Linked DNA regions of Homo sapiens: region 2 is linked to region 1. A link is a contact called in ENCODE Hi-C or POLR2A ChIA-PET data. All regions are on one chromosome and are shown on one strand. Each heading gives the region's core, a stretch centred on a gene start or an enhancer-like site at or near the end of the contact. The rest is flanking DNA. Distances are from core to core; before and after follow the strand shown. Region 1 overlaps SNX29 (sorting nexin 29). Region 2 overlaps SNX29 (sorting nexin 29).

Region 1 (3,393 bases), core at 242-2,741:
AGAGTCTTCCAGAAGTTCAGATGTGCCACAGGCTGACAAGAGACGCGAAGGAAGGTGGCGACAGAGGCATCTGGCCCAAGAGCAAAGAGTTCCAAGTCACTCCACCACGGTGACTGTGGAGACACACTGAAATAGTGACTTGCCGAAAGCCAAGTGCTCAAAAGACCAGTTTAATAAACCCATCCTGGCCGGGCACAGTGGCTCACGCCTGTGATGCCAGCACTTTGGGAGGCTGAGGCAGGCAGATCACTTCAGGTCAGGAGATGAAGACCATCCCAGCCAACATGGTGAAATCCCGTCTCTACTAAAAACACAAAAATTAGCCAGGCGTGATGGTGCGTGCCTGTAGTCCTGGGTACTCGGGAGGTTGAGGCAGGAGAATCACTTGAACCCGGGAGGCAGAGGTTGCAGGGAGGTGGAGGTTGCAGTGAGCCAAGATCGCGCCACTGCATTCCAGCCTGGCAACAGAGTGAGACTCCATCTCAAAAAATAAACAATAAATGAATAAATAAACAAACCCACCCTTAAATGAAACCCTAAACTGGGCCCAGGACCCCTGGCTGGAGGCTCCTCTGTCGCCATGTACAGAGGCCTGGACAGAGACAAATGCAGATGCAGCCACAAGGCAGAGGGCCACCAAAAAGGGGAGCCAGCAAAGCCCTTCAAGGCAAGCCCACTCAGCCACAGAGAAAGTGCCGAGTCTGGCAAAGCGGCAGGTGTTGGAAATGTCAAGCGCTACTACAGAGCCCTGTAGCCTAAGGTGACTCAGTGAACTCCTCATTCCTGCCTTCGTCTCCTGCTGCACCACCACAGCCAAGGCGGCTACCCAAGGGCCAGCGGGAGAAGTGCGGGCCGACCTGCAGTGACCGCATGGCCACAGGGAATAAAGCAGTCATGCACAAATGGCCATGCTGGCTTCTGCAGGACTCTCGGCTCCCAGGCTCTGGGGGAGCCCCTATGGGGTTCTGTGCCCTTGTGTTCTAAATTGGCATGGGTTCTGTGTCCTCACAGCCAAACAATCCAAGTAGAGTTCAGTGATTCCCATTGCTCTTCATATGCACCTCCACGAAAGCACACTGTCCCCTGGGCTAGAGGTGCCCATCTGCACCTCTGCCCACCAAAGCCCCACCCCCAAGCCTGTGGGTCACTTGAGTACCGGGGCCCCAGTGCCCAGCACAGAACACACGTGAGACCTGGTGAATGATCAAAGGTAAGATGCGTAAGTGAATTGATAAACAAATGAATGACTGACAGTCGCCCACTGCTAAAACGCCACCCTCAGCTCCAGGAACTGAGCATGGGATGAGCTGGACAGAAACGTCAACCACGTTAATCATAAGTTCAAGGCCTCGGCACAGAACACTAACCAGCAGGTTCACAGCTGTAATTTCTTGCCCCAGTGACAGAGATTCAGGCTCCCGTTGAGCTTTTTCCATTATGCATCTCGGGAATGCGACAGGCATGGGGAGGAGGGGACACGGTCCCATACATCATTACCATGACCTCAAACAGGACGAGCCTACAAAACCGTTCCCCTCCTTTCTCGGCAGTGACCACATGAATGCTCAATTTCAAAAACAACAGTGGAGCAGGGACCAGCCTCCAGTCCCCAGGGACCCAAACATAAACACAGACACACAGCCAGATGACGCACAGGCCCATTCACACAAATGATTACGGCCTCGGAGGCTGCTATATAAAGCAATGAAACAGTGACACCAAGGGAGGGGTGAGAGGCGTCTCTTCTTCAGCCACTAAAGGCCCCCAGGGGGGGAATTATCCTGAGACTCATTGATCTTCAACTGCCTTTTCAAAATTAAAAAGGGAAGAGACTGCTGACTGCGATGACTAGACAGGGTGACGTGTGGACGCATGTGTGCGCACACACACTCTCTCACATATATACATAGATCTGTGCAATAACTCCCTGGCTTTATATAGCATCTTTTTCCAAAGACCTCAAAGAGCCTTTACAAACACTCCCCTGCGGCCCATACTCAGCTATCTTTAAAGACAGAGCTCATGAGGGCACATGCACAAATAAAGAATGTTCCTCTACAGGGATGGACTTAACCTACATCATCATTTTTCAAACTTAACATCCTGCTTTTTATATCTTTGTCTGCCTACCCACTCCCTTTCCTTTTATCTCCAAAAGAAAGGATAAACTATATCGAGCTCTAAAATGTAACTTTTAAATTACTCAGGCCCATTCTAACTTTTCGTTCTGTTTCTCTCTCCTGCCACCCTCCTCCCCTAGCCCACCCAGAGTTTCTATTCTTTTCAATTTGTTAAGATAAAGGAGGAAAAAATGTCCCAAGACCCCTTCGCAGGGCTCAGATGGCCAGTGGTTACCACACACTGCCTGTTTCATACACACCCAGCAATGCGAGAGGCACCTGAAATACACGATCTCATGTAATTCTCACAAGGTTTCTGAGAAGCAAGCATGATTACACTTGCTGTCTGAATGAGGCAACAGAGACCAGGAGAAGGGAAGTGACTTGCCTCAGGCCACACAGCCAGGAAGTGGCCAGGCAAGGACCCACACCTGGTCCAGCTTGCTTGAAGGCCTGTCCCCCCAAGCGGGCAGTGCCAGGCCCAGCCCGGCTCCTGGGAGGCAGCGCACAGCCTCAGGACTCACACCAGTTCCCAGGGTGTGGCCTCTGGCAGTTCTCCCAGTCTTTCTCTGTCCTCTTTTGGAAAATCAAAAGTGTGATTAAATTCTGGCCCTTTCCAGTTTTAGAACTATGGTTTCTACATAATTATAATCTCAAAACAGAAAACACAAATGTGAGGCACTCATGGGAATGGGATGGAAAATGGAAGAAAGTCACAAGGTACAGAAGAAAAACCCCTTGCAAAATCTTGATAAGGTTCTAGATCTTTATTAACTTTTCCAGATTTGTAATTTTTTGGTTTTCTCTCTCTTGTTCATGTGCGCACTCTCAAACACAAACACACACAGTGAGCGTTTATAAAGATTTGTACTACGAATCCTTAAGGCAGGCATCCCAAAAGCGGATACAGACAGGGCCTCCAGGGAGCAAAGTCCTCACAGGGTACAGTGGGACGAGAGGACCCCGGCTAAGGAGCAGTCCCTGCCTCCAATCCACTGTCTATGCGGGGACATGGCTGCCACCAGTCCTGAGTTGTTGAGAGAAGCCAGGAGTCACATTTTTACACAGATCTGATTTTTAAACACTGTAAACTGAGGTTCTTACCACACAGGTCCAAGAGATCAAGCTGTGGATCACTATTGTGAGCCTCATGTCCTAAAGTATGAGTTCTGAGCACCAAGCAGCTTGGAAATGTCAAGGTAATTAGCACACATTTGCACCGCCATTTTTACAAAGCAGCATTCCACCCACATCAGTGAATGTCAGAAGTGTA
Region 2 (3,393 bases), core at 536-3,035, 58 kb before region 1:
GAAAACAGAAGCCCCTGGAGAAGAAACCAAAATAACAGGTACTAAAAACTCAATTCAAAAACACTTTGTTGGAATAAAGAGACCCGAAGTTCCACATTGAAAGAGACTGAAAGAACATGCCATGTACCTGAAAATACTGACGGAATGACTAACACCTAGATATAGTCTAGTAAAATCGCTGACGTTTAGAGAAAGAAGAGTTCCTTTGGGCAAGTCTTCTAAGGAGAAGACTTTGACAGCAATGCCTCAAGAAAATGTAGTAACATATTTAAGACTCTCAGAAAATGTGACCTACAAATTTTTGGATCCACAATACTGATTTGTAAGTATAAAGAGCACAAACTAGTAACAACGTGTAACAACTCTGGGAATACTGTAACCATCAACAGTCCCTTGCAGAATCCGTCACAGATGAAGCTTGCAATAACCTAAACGACTAGCAACATACCAACAGAGAACTGGTGGAAAGCATTAAACATAAACTCAAGATGAGACCAGGATTCAAAAGGAATGAGTAAAGTATATACTGGCCATAGGCTCAGGTAAAGTAGATTTAAAATGAATATTTTCTTAAAATGGAAGAAAACAGGGAAACATATGCCAGTTTGTCTGTTTTTGAGACAGGGTCTCACTCTGTCACCAAAGCTGGAGTACAGTGGCGCCATCATGGCTCATTCAGCCTCCAACTCCTGGGCTCAGGCGATCCTCTTGCCTCGGCCTCCCGAGTAGCTAGGCCTACAGGTGTGCACCCCCACACCTGGCTAACTTTTTCTATTTTGTATAGAGATGGGGCTTCGCCACGTTGCCCAGTCTGATCTCGAACTCCTGAACTCAAGTGATCCTCCCATCTCAGCCTCCCAAAGCTAAGAGTACAGGTGTGAGCAACTGTGCCCGGCCCTCACAAGCCAATATTTTTATATGTTCTTGGCAATTATATTGTTGTAGTAGTGTTATTCTAAAACCTTATAGATATCTACACATAGGAATATATATATACACACACACAGACACACAAACACAATTTTAAAATACCTCATCATTTCACACTGAAATTTCCCATTCAAACTCAGTATTACAGGGTTATTTATTTATGCTATTTTATATTTAACCCATATACAAAGCATTCACATACAAAGCATCTCAGGGATACATGGGATAATACACTTGGAATGATCCATAATAACTCATTTGCTTTCTAGCACAATACAGACACAGCCTCAGAAAAATAATACACTATTACGATCAGAGCAGGAACTCCAGAGAAGCCCATGTGTCATCTAGTCAAATATGCTCCTTCCAAGTCACACATGCACAACTGTACAAAGAAAAGAAAATACTACTCAAGTCGGAAAACTACACACACTGTCTGATACTTTGGATGCTGAAGACAGGCGACCACCACTAAGAGCATTGCGTATGCACGATAACAGAGAGGGCCCGGGCCATACCCTGGAAGGTCCTGTTTTGACTCATCTCTGATCTCCTATACAAAAAGTCAGAAGGCCTATCAAGCGAGCTTCCCAACTGTTGGGGGTTCCATGTTTTTTCCAGGACCATGACGGAACATTCAGGACATCTGGCCCCTTGTGTCCTGGGCTGACTCAACAGAAGACAAAAGCCAGGCTGGTTTTGCGAAATCTGGGGACAGCTGGGTGCCGTCCTGACTGAGGGTTGCATTCCATGGAACAGAAAGCAATACGTCTCCAGCATCACACTCCAATGAGCATGACTTAAACCTCCCACCTCTTCTGGCTGCTAACAGTTTACATGCCTCTCCCAGCACCGGCGCCCTTCCAACATAACCACCACCCCCACATCATAGCAAATGGAAGGAACATAAGCAAGGGAGCCCAGAGGAACCCATCAGCCCATGCCCCGGTCCCTGTAACCACGAGATGCTCATCCTGCCAGGGTCCCTGTGCGTCTTGTCCCCTTGAGCCTGCAGCATCTGTAACCTCCAGCCTGGCATTTCCTGCCCTGGCTCCCTCCCCCATGTCTAGTGACTATTGATCATATGAAAACTAAGATGACATAGAGCATTTACCAGCAATGTCTGAAACAGTGAGGACAACGAGGTCTAAGACAAAGTAGACTACGGGTTATCACTAGCCAGCTAACCATCTCTGCACAACAGCTGGAGAAAAGCTAGACAAAAAACAGATGCCAAAAAACTATCATATCTAGGCACAGAGTGTTCTCCCAACAAGAACCTAAGCTCCGTGAGGGCAGGGGGAATTTCATCTGATTGTCGGACTGCTATCTCCCCAGTGTTGAGACCAGCACCCCGCCCACAGCAGGCATTTGGCAAATATTGACTGATTGAAGTTAACACTGTTACAGACAAAGCACCAGATACAGAATTCATTCACTCATTTTAAAAGACTGGAAAAAAATAATTGTATACTGTTAATATATAAAAAACCACTGAATTGCATAGGTGGGTGGGTGAATTGTAAGAGATGTAAATCCCATCTTAATACAGCTATTAAAAAATTCACAATAATTAAGCATCTATTATATACCAGGCATTGAGACAAGCACTGCAGCTGTGAGAGAATATGACAGTCTGCTTGTGAAGATGATAGGTGTAACTTTCATTAAGACCTACACAGATAAACACACACACGTGGGGACAAAGACCACAGGAGGGTCATGAGGACCTAGTCACATCTCGATAATTAAAATGGAGCCATAAAAATCATATAACTGGCATCACATACAAGAATGCTAACGATCCAGCCCAATTCCACTCTCCTCCTACTACTTTACAGCTAAGTAAACTGAGGCTGTGAGTAGGAAAGCAGCTAGACACACCGACACAGAAGTAAAACAGAGAAAAACCTGAACTCAGCCAGGCATGGTGGCTCACACCCATAATCCCAGCACTTTGGGAGGCTGAGGTGGGAGGATCGCTTGAGGATCTCTTGGAGTTCAAGACCAGCCCAGAAAACACAAGGAGACCATGTCTCTACAAAAAGTAAAATGATTAGCCGGGTGTAGTGGTGTGTACCTCTAGTCTCTGCTATTCAGGAGGCTGAGGTAGGAGGATTGCTTGATCCCAGGAGTTGGAAGCTACAGTAAGCTATGATTGAGCCACTACACTCCAGCCTGGATGACAAATTGAGACTCCATCACAGAAAACAAAAAACAGAAACAAAAAAAAACCCTGAACAGCCCGACCCCAGGACCTGCAAATTTTCCCCCACACCACACTGCCTCAGTCATAAACCCTAGTAAAATGTGTATCCCCAGGTTGTCAAATTCAAATCACTGAGAACAAATGAGAATCAACATTTGATAGCAACACTCAGATGTAGCCAATCTCTTTCACAATTCACACTAAAACAACACACAGACACATCCTTTGGTATCCATGGGGTATTGGCTCCAGGA

The links. A loop is a pair of places that touch in the nucleus more often than their neighbours do. ChIA-PET counts read pairs that join two places held with the same protein, here RNA polymerase II (POLR2A). Pooled maps may share reads with other maps.
Region 2: a loop to region 1 is called in a map of colonic mucosa, with 3 times the contacts of the local background. The contact joins two enhancer-like sites. A Hi-C loop is called at or near these places in 2 of 168 maps with a recorded cell type or tissue (colonic mucosa and posterior cingulate gyrus) and 3 of 50 pooled maps. POLR2A ChIA-PET finds 5 or more read pairs at or near these places in 5 of 52 experiments (BJ, Caco-2, HEK293T and 2 more).

Annotation. Positions count from the first base shown.
Region 1 is chr16:12,118,909-12,122,301 of GRCh38, reverse strand. The region is part of intron 11 of SNX29 (sorting nexin 29); the gene reads right to left. Among named protein-coding and RNA genes, the nearest start is that of SNX29, 140 kb to the right of the region's middle. RefSeq lists an enhancer at 575-1,074. Within about 2 kb of position 1,491, at least 2 of the 41 ENCODE cell types and tissues checked have a DNase peak (open chromatin) inside an H3K27ac peak, as active enhancers do.
Region 2 is chr16:12,176,708-12,180,100 of GRCh38, reverse strand. All of the region lies in intron 13 of SNX29 (sorting nexin 29), which reads right to left. Among named protein-coding and RNA genes, the nearest start is that of SNX29-AS2, 190 kb to the left of the region's middle. Within about 2 kb of position 1,785, at least 3 of the 41 ENCODE cell types and tissues checked have a DNase peak (open chromatin) inside an H3K27ac peak, as active enhancers do.